2 separate regions of the Homo sapiens genome follow, and region 1 is linked to region 2. The links are chromatin loops, found by intact Hi-C in ENCODE. Cell type or tissue: heart right ventricle. All regions are shown on one strand. Region 1 overlaps PDE1C (phosphodiesterase 1C). Region 2 overlaps PDE1C (phosphodiesterase 1C).

What was found. A loop is a pair of places that touch in the nucleus more often than their neighbours do. Peaks named below come from ENCODE experiments on the same cell type or tissue, not always from the same donor. Only the 100,000 strongest peaks of a DNase experiment are listed, where the experiment ranks them.
Region 1: a loop joins it to region 2, with 7 times the contacts of the local background. A loop is called at or near these places in 1 of 110 quality-filtered maps.

Annotation. Positions count from the first base shown.
Region 1 is chr7:31,980,727-31,985,726 of GRCh38, reverse strand. The region is part of intron 2 of PDE1C (phosphodiesterase 1C); the gene reads left to right. Among named protein-coding and RNA genes, the nearest start is that of PDE1C, 87 kb to the left of the region's middle. In heart right ventricle, no CTCF peak of the experiment used is centred here; no DNase peak of the experiment used is centred here; H3K27ac peaks cover 2,649 bases.
Region 2 is chr7:31,879,470-31,884,469 of GRCh38, reverse strand. It overlaps PDE1C (phosphodiesterase 1C), which reads left to right. Exons shown (of 18, transcript NM_001191057.4): 3 at 3,610-3,723. Among named protein-coding and RNA genes, the nearest start is that of PDE1C, 190 kb to the left of the region's middle. In heart right ventricle, a CTCF peak has its summit at 2,207; a DNase peak (open chromatin) is centred at 2,119; H3K27ac peaks cover 4,241 bases.

The DNA.
Region 1 (5,000 bases), 100 kb before region 2:
GATGAAGCTGGAAACCATCATTCTCGGCAAACTATCACAAGGACAGAAAACCAACCACCACATGTTCTCACTCATAGGTGGGAACTGAACAATAAGAACACTTAGACACAGGGCGGGGAACATCACACACTGGGACCTGTCGGGGGCTGGGGGTTGGGGGAGGGATAGCATTAGGAGAAATACCTAATGTAAATGACGAGTTGATGGGTGCAGGAAACCAACATGGCACATGTATAGCTATGTATCAAACCTGCATGTTGTGCACATGTTCCCTAGAACTTAAAGTATAATAACAAAATAAATAAATAATAAAAAACGTATTAAAGTTCAATTCTCTTTTTTCTTGGAGATAAAAAGATTTCTCAAGGTTCCTGGAAAGCCACTTTTTGGGGGCCAATCATAAATATAATTTAACAGATTATATAAATAGCCCTACTATTTAAAAAAATGTAGACCCCTTTAGTGCTTTTATAGAGCTCTGAGCAAAGAATTGTAAGAAAACTCCATGCCTTCCCTATGATGATCTGGTCTTATTTCATGACTGCTATGGTACTGCTTACTAGTCTACTCTTGGCCCTTGTCCGTGCGCTGATAAACCTTTCATGGTATGCACTCACTCATGGCTTGATGGTGTCTGGATAGCAGATTCCCAGGGTTTGTTCTTTAGGCGTCAATTTTTATAATTATTTCCTTACATTTTGCTCTCTTTTACTTTGAGGAAAGGTCGTGTTTCCTTCAGAGTAGCTAAGGCATGGACCTAGGGTAGGAGGTTTCAGGAATTGCTACTCTGAAGGACGATGTTTTCTGTCATCTTCCTAGATTTCCAACCTGGGGCTTTCAGATTCCAATTTGTTAGTTTGCTGGAATTCTTACAGAGGAAAAGGAGGTTATGGTTCCACATGGCAAGATCATTTGTGTCAACATTTAATTTAACAGTCAATGTTTTTGTTAACTGAGGTAACAGACAATCTGCAAACAGAATAAATTTTTAAAAGATTACTCCATCAAAGGGGACCTTCCTCAGGAATTATTTTCTAGAATTCTCTATCTAGACTGGTGATCTTCTAAATCTTCTAGGCAAAACCACTTATGTAATTTGCAGAGCCCAGTGTGCACGCAGTGAAAATTTGGGTCTCCTTGTTCAAAAAACATAAAAAGGGGACCATGGCCCTTCAAGCATGAAAGAGTGATACCTTTGTTGGGCGTGTGGTGAGAGGATCCCAGGGAAAGAGAAAACAAGGAGCGACTTTGAGGCACTGTGGGTGGTGAACTGCATCCAGATGATCTAGCCCAGCAGTCTCCAACTTTTTGGCACCAGGGACCCATTTTGTGGAAGACAATTTTGCCACGGATGGCAGGGGGATGGTTTTAGGATGAAACTGTCCTACCTCAGATCATCAGGCATTAGAATCTCATAAGGAGTGTGCAATCTAGATCCCTCATGTGCACAATTCACAGTAGGGTTCGTGCTACTATGAGAATCTAATGCCTCAGTTGATCTGACAGGAGCCAGAGCACAGGCTGTCTTGCTCGCTTGCCAGCTGCTCACCTCCTGCTGTCTGGTTCCTAACAGGCCATTGACTGCTACCAGTCTGTGGCCTTGGGTTTGCGGACCCCTGATCTAGCCCTTTCCTCTCCACCTCTATCATACCGCCTTCAGGTACTCTTCCTCCTCCTGCTCTTTTGAACGTGCCTCACACCCCTTTATTTTCCAGCCCTTTTGCTCCCTTTCTCCTCCCACATTCCTTCATTTGGGCAGCCTGCAGCATCTTTGACCTACTCCACCCCACATCTCTCCTTCACTCTGCCAGTTCATATGGTCAGGCCTGGATTCAACAGCCCGAGCTCAGAAGAGCCCCTGCATGTGATCTGATGCTCTCATGTTGCCGTCTTGAAATTCTTAATACTTTTTTAGTTGGTTTTACAAATAAGTGAAGTGGTGGAATGATAAATCAGAGGGTTTTAAAATTTGCAAGTTAATGCTCATGTTGCATGAAAGAAATACACAGGTATTTGCACAATGCTTTGAGACACTAAAGGTCTGTGCAGCCACGGCAGTATCCTTCCCTGTAAACCATGGTGATTTTTTAAAAAAAATTATTATTTTTTTTAGAGGCAGGGTCTTGCTCTGTCACCCAGGCTGCAGTGCAAACATGGTGCTTTTGATTCTCATTTGACTTTTGCAGGAACATTTGTTTCACTTTCTAATATCAACGAAATGTTTGGAGTTCTCAGTTGTGATAGTGAATGGCATGCATCATTCAGTGCATTTGCTATTGTGTCAGATTTTCTGTGGTGTTTTAGGGAGTCATCCATGAATTGATCTTAAATGAGGGCTGGATATGTATCTCCCTCCTCCTGAGCTTCCCCAACTCTCCTGATTTGGGTCTCATTTCCTGTCTTTTATGTAGAAGCTTTCATAAGACTCTACTTTGATCATTCATTGTCTTAGGAAATTTGAGTTCACTAAGGAGTGTGTAGGCATTAGAACTTCATTGTTCCCATCTTTGAGTCTGTGTAACCAGGAGTAATTGGGAGATGTTTCTGTCATCACTTAGCCCTGGAGCAATTTGTACTCTGACTTCAAGAGAGTATGACAAGGATAGTTACATGGAGAGGGGGATGGGTTTAGAATATTTTAATTGCTATTCTAGTACATGTCAGTATGACATGATCTGCAAAAGGAAATTTCCCTAACGATTTTAAGTCTGTACCAGTTGCATTTTGTTCATTCAGAAGAGCTATGAAGCAATGTGGATTCCCATTTTCTCAGATAGTAGATTTTATATAATTTTTTTGGCATGGAGCTGTATATGGAGAGAGGAGCTAACTGGTCAGCCTGAATATGCCTCAAGTTTATGCAAATTTCTCAAAGCCCATGGGGTTCAACAATATCTTATGAATTGTTTCTTTTTCTATTTTACTTTTTTATTTCCAACTTTTGATTTTGATTTTTTTTCAAACATGTGGGCAAGTTCAAAAGATTAGTATAATGAACACCTACACTTGCCATCTAGATTCTACAATTGTTATAGTGAGTTGGTTCTTGACTCCAATTAGGCACTTTTTGCGTTTTATTCACAGGCCCCTTTCAAAACCTATTGGTTTTGGCTTGTCACTCAGATTTTCCCAAACTGAGAGGGACCCATTAACTTCTGTTTTTATGCTAAAAAAAAAGAGGAAATTAAAAAAATCATAGAACCTTCCCTATTAGTGTTGTTGATGACAGTATTGATTCTTGTGTAAATTGGATTTACCTTTATCCTTTCATCTTCCTTTTTATAGGCTATTGAGAGTTTACTGTCATGCCTACCTGAGCACAGGAGTTTGGCATTAAATTCATGGTTTGTAACTTAACCATTGCTACTTACAGAACAAAACAACTGGATGAATATCACATGGAACTATTTTTCATTCTTTCGAGTTCACACCGATGTGCTTGTTGAGAAAGAGAAACATCTGAAACACAGGCCCCTTGGTGTAACATCAGTGACAACACTGCCTGTCTAGGGAACCTCGACTGGATGGCTGCCAGCTCAGGGGTGCAGTTGAGAACGATTCCTGGGTCGCTGTTGACTCCTTGGAGGAGACATTTCATGCCCACATAACTCTAGATATTTGCTGATGGAAAGCACAGTGCTCTACTGTGCACTTCAAGTGGAATATCATGCAGATAGCAGTGAATTGCATCATGCAGATTAGAAGGGGGGTTATCTAAGGTAGCATAACAGCCTCTTTTGAAGGCACTGAAAAAATATATATTTGGGAATAGTGTTGGCATACAGCACCTAGAACAAAGTCTCACATGTAAACCATGCTCAGAGAATGTTCTATTTAACTTCGTCTGTAAGATATGAAACTGTCTTTTTTCTTTCTCATATTTAACTTTCAGTTATAAAGCTTTCTAAATTGCTTTGATAATATTCAAAGATATAGGCAGATTAACACTTTCTCTGTTATTTCCTCTTTCATGTGTGTTGACACATACAACTATATGTGTGTAGTGTTATATAAGTGTCAACTACTTAAGTGAAGAAAGTAGGTATGGCTGTCTAGAAAAAGTGCTTTAAAAGTGGGAAGACATACTTTTAAAGCTAAAGCAGTGACAAGATTTTGTCATTTGAAATAGTGGGATAAACTGTAGATCATAATTCATAAATTCTTTATTCTTAAAGAGTAAAAATATTAATGATGAAAATCCAGGGAGATTTGTTTAGGCTCATGGATCTATTGAACCATTTCAGTAGAAAGGAGATTAATTACAGTTGAAATTTCATTAACACACATTTTAATAATTAAAATATATGAAGTGATATGTTAAGTGAAGATGTGATATAAATCGTCAAACTTTATTTACGACCTTATCTACCAAACCTCAAATTCTATAAAATTTCAAACTCTATAAATTGGTAGGTATATAAGTACACAAATGCAAAACTTGAGATTTAAAAATTCTTTTCTATGCTTCACATCCCCAGATTTATATAGGTAATATTATAATGGTAATATTCTTGACTATAGCCTGACATAGCTTATTATAATAAGATTGAGTTAACAAGGTAGTGTGTAGTTACAAGAATAACTTAAATATTCTTGATGGGTTTATAGATTAGGAGAAAAGACTTTAAGAGTCATAGCCTTAAGAGTCAATATGGTAAGTGAAATGATGGCTCTCCACAGTTGTCCACATCCTAATCCCTGAAATCTATAAATGCTGCCTGATGTGGCAGAAGGGACTTTGCATGTGTGATTGAGTTAAGGGTCTTGAGATAGGAAGGTCATCCTGGATCATCTGGGTGGGCCCACCATCATCGCAGGGCTGCTTATAAGTGAGAGGCAGGAGAGCCAGAGACCAAGAGAGATTTGAAGATGCCCTACTGACTGGCTTTAGAATGGAAGAAGGGGCCACAAGCCCAGGAAGGTGGGTGGTCTCCAGAAGATTGAAAAGGCAAGGAAACTGATTCTCTCCTAGAGCCTCCAGAAGGAATGCTGCCCTGTAG
Region 2 (5,000 bases):
AACAATAAGTTCTTGTAGTCTTTCTATTGTCATGTTTTTTTCTTTTTAAAGAAACTTCTTATTGTGTTGATTTGGGCTTTTACCTTTGTTTCAGAGATCTATGGGTTTTTTTTGAATTGTATTGAACACACAGCAGATGCTCCCTAAAATTCACTTCTGTTTCCATTAGTGATTTTTTTTTTCAAAAGTGAATCCTTTCACATTTTGAATGCTGTATTTTCTTCTGTCTTTATTGCTGCATCTCTTCATGAATTTTTTTTCTGTTTCATCATCCTTGAGTAAAGAAAGGTGAATGTCAGCTGGGTGTTCTTCCATAAACAGAGTGACGGGTTGTTCTAGGTTCCCTCACTGTCTGCCAGGAAGTTGATTGAATCTTCTGCTCATCTCATAAGCTGGAAAGACAGGGTTACATATAAATTTCTAGTGCCTCCCACGCATCCAAAAGGTGCATTATTTCTGTGTCATTTCCTCTCTGGATCTGTTGAAACCACTTGGCTAGGGTTTTGCTTTCTATTTACAGCTTCCTGTTGGGTCAGAACTTCACACTGAATGCATAAATGTGACTGCCTAATGTCTGCCTGGCACCACTGGTGACTACATCAGGGAGAAGCCTCTGAATGGCTGATTTTCTGCTAATTGTGGCACAAAGCCTGGGTCTCCCTGATGGAGCCGATTTCAGTGCTACTCATTGGAACAGCTGAGTGAGATTCTAAGTGAAGCTTTCCCTGAAGGCCCCACTCCTCTTCTGGCCCTGGGGTCCCAGCCCCCTGATCACAAGGTGATATGAGGCCCCTTCATGACTTGATTCTCTCAATACTGTGCTTTCCCAGGAGTGGGAATTGTTAAAAATTAGTGGCTATACATCCATAGTCCATATAATGTCCTTAATAATTCCAATTATTTTTCAACTGATGAGAATTAGCTTTTAGTTTGTAAAAGTGGGAGAGGAAGTGTTTGTATGAGAAATAGGAGATTGTCCTAGTAAAAGGAGACGTGTCAGCTCATTTTCATGTTTAGTTGTCCTTGTATTATCAGCATTTTATTTTATCTGTCTCTTCTTTCCAGAATCTTTTTAAATTACTTGTCCATTTGGTACAGTTTGAGTTAGTTAAATCTAGGTCATGAATCAACAATCCATTTAACTGGAGACTCACGAATTCACTCCCTTGGAAGACCACTGTGCTTAAAGTTTTTGTTTTTGTTTTGTTTTCTGGAAAGGATATGAATGATAAATTTTGAAGTTGTTGACACCTGAGAATGTATTTATTGGCTTCTTATGTACTTGGTAACTCTGTAGATGTAGATATAAATGTCTTGAAGTTTCCCATATTATTCTCAAAAATTGGTACTGTTATTAAATTGCTTTTTGATGTTTGACATGATAGAAGTAGATGGCCAGGACAATTTTTTGTTACTTTGTAAGTATTATATTTCATTTTCTCAAAGATTTTCAAGTTTGTTTCTTTATTCTTTGAAATCAAAAATTACAGTAGCATACATTTGATGTTTTCATTTACTTTTAAAAAATTGTATTTGATCCCTTTTCATCTGCTTATACAGGTTTTACTTTAGCCTAGGAAAACTTATTCAATTAAAGCTGCTTCTGTTGTTTATTTCCTAGGGAAGTTCTATTATAGGTAGATAGGATCTTCTGGCTTTTACTTCTATTACTCTTATAATTTTTCTCATCATTTTCTTGGTTTTTGTCATTTCCTCTTAGGTTCTAGAATTGAGATGGATTCTACTAGAGTTACATGTCAGTTCCTGATAGAACCTGTAAGCCCCAAATGGAGAGAGGCATTTTTAAGAAGTTTAATTTTACTCTTATGTTTGAGAGTAAACTTTAAAAAGTCTAATTTTACTTTCATTTTTGAGACTAAACTTTGAAAAGTTTAATTTTACTCTCATTTTTTCGTTTGGGAGTCCAAACAGCCTAGGGGATAGCTGGGCACCTTGAGGTGAGAATCAGAACTGGAGGCAGACTTAGCCAGGAATGTGTTTTGCTAAAGAGCTTCCAATCCTTATTTGGAGCAGCAGTCAGAGCTCCCTGCTGCTGTCTCCCCATTCTTTGGCAGGCTGGCTATCCTTCTGTGTGAGTGACTGGCATGCCCTTCCCTGCCAACTCCCTGTCTCGTGCTGCCTCTGAAATTCAGAACTCTTCCCAGTGCTGCTAATGGCATTGCCAAGGCTGACCTTCACCTCCAAGCCTGCAGGGGCCTCTGCTGATTTCCTTTGCATATTTCCGTTTGATATATTGCAGATTCGTAATTCAGGTAGATACTACCTGAATCTAATGTTATTTGTATTTTATATCATTGAAACTCCTGGAAATTATTTTATGGTTGACCCTCTTGCTTACTTTTTAAGGTTGATCCAAGATTTTTTCTCATTCTTTATTGTGGGTCATTTTCATGCAAATCAGGAAGGGAGTAGTCTATACCTTGCCATGAAGGCAACCTATTTGAGGATATTTTGATGTCAGGAAGGTGAGAACAGATTGCGTATACCAACGGGAAGTGGAGATTTGACAATCATTTTAAATATCTTGCTAGAATTTTTCTCATTTGGTTATCTGTGGTGATCAAAGTCATTGAATAATGACAATAGCTATAACGATTGCCTTTTCAAAGAACAACCGAGTCACATACTCTATATCAATTTCATTTAATCTTTAGGTCAACTTTAGAAATTTCATACTTTGCTCTTCATTAAGATAACACTCAAAGATGTTACATAACTTACCTAGGGTTGCACAGCTAATAAGTTATGAAGTGAGCTTCAAACCCCAGTTCGTCTTCAAAGTCTCTACTCTTTTCATTGCTGGTTATCAAACAGCCTGAAGAGTTGCCCAATCTCCAAATCTCTGTGGTATTTACAGTATTCTCAGTTACCGCATGTTGATCATCTGTAGTCATTTTATTGTTCTCATGAATACTAAGTCCTCTGTGCAGATAATGTTCATATAAATAACAGAAAAAACATGTTTTATTGCTTCTCTTGTATAGTCTGGAATTCCTCGGTTTAAAATCAATCCTCATATTTTCTTTTCTTTTTTAACTAGGGTATTTATCTCCTCTCAGAGTGATTTTTTCTGTCCAGTAAAACAATTTACTTTCATCTATTCCTTCTGTAGCCCTCTTGTGGTTCTCAGTGGTTTATATGTTTTCATCTGTCTTGGGACATGCCTGGGTCATGGGGCTGCCATTATCTGGGGCCACTGCTGGACCAAGTGCCTTCAACAGAGCAGAATCTCAAGAGGTATTTGGTGATTTTGCTGCTGGTCAGGCTTTACTACATCCACATAGAACAAAAAAGATGAAAATTTGAGAAAAAGCAAAATCATTGATAATTTAGGATTCATAAAGATAAAAGCTAGCTAGAAAGTATGGTCAGTGCCTGGTTGGAGAGAAATTTTTTCTTCTTACTTCACAATGGCAAAAATGTATACATTTATTTTATTACCTGCTCCTTTGGTCCCATAATTATTTTCCTTTCAGATGTATCAGAATAAGTGAGAATATTCGATGACTGTAAAATGTATCACCATAGTTGTAGGATTATTCTTTGTTTCCTCTATTCTAATGAAATTATGTCTTTTTATTTTTCTAGATTACGGTCTTTGGTCAAACAATTAGAGAGAGGGGAAGCTTCAGTGGTAGATCTTAAGAAGAATTTGGAATATGCAGCCACAGTGCTTGAATCTGTGTATATTGATGAAACAAGGTAAGCTAAAAATAACAAAAGAGATTAGTATAGTGATAGTAAATTTTCTCTTAAATGGCTTTTCTGAAATTGTCCCCCATGCCAGGAATGGGGTGACATTCAAATTACTCATCTTTGAGTTTTAGTTTCCACAAACAAAGAGGATAGATTTGGACAAGTCACTTACTCTCTGTACCGCCTCATCTATAAAAGGAGCTAATAGAACAAATCTCATATGGCCGCCATGACAAGGAAGTGAGATCATGAAAGAGGAGAAAAACGAATTTTTAAAAATCCACTAAGATTTTAAAAATCAGATATAGAGCTCCATTGTAATTATTGTATGTTTTTAGTGTTAGTCTAAAAATTGAGTTTATGTTTTAATTCATAATGTCCATTAGTAAATGGAGGCTCCTGAAGTGATCGAGAAGCATGTGTTCTCTTAAGCACCCAGCATTCCCTCTTCAGTCTTACGTATGTCGCTGATTTACTTAGCAGGTTTATTCCACTTGAATTATCTAAACGTATTAAAGCGGTTTCAGTTACTACATACGTTTGAAAGTTATAAAATTGCATTTCTTTTGAAAAATGTTGAAATGTTGAATACGAAAGGTGTGGTTTTTTTTCCCCCTAATTTAGACAGGCTTCTCTGTCAGTATTTGTGATGTCTTTTATTTGCCAAATTCCAATCTGAAAGTATTTCACAGTAATCTAAGATTTGTATGGTTTACTATTATTATTATTTTGCTGACACACTTGGTTTCTAATTTAAGGAAATTCGATATCATAGCTTTTTTCCAAATGTTATGTTTCCTCCGCTTACCTCCACCCCAATTGGTAAGTCTAAAGGAAAAAAAAAATCCAAACACCTTTACATTGGCAGCTACTTTTACTGATGATTTTTAGTTGGGTTTACTGTAAATATGACATGCTATTTTAGGTTTTATTTTAACATTGCTCTTTGTGTTCGATTCTAGTGGTCTGACCTATGAACAAGTTTGAAAAATCAGCAAAACACAGCTATTAGATGATTAAATCATTGTGCGCAAATAAAGAACTGCATTATTTTGAAAATTTTCCTTGAATTTAGACATTTAAATTTTGGTAGCAACCTGGAAAGAATCTTAATTGTCATCACTTAGGATCACTACTTCAGAGGACTGGGTTGCTGTGATTTGGTAAATACTTTGCAAAGTCTCTTAAGTATCCATTTATATTTTTAAACAAAATAACGTCACATGGTCCATCTATGAAATAATACAAGGCTCCCTGTGAAGGCATTTTTAAATAGAAGGTTT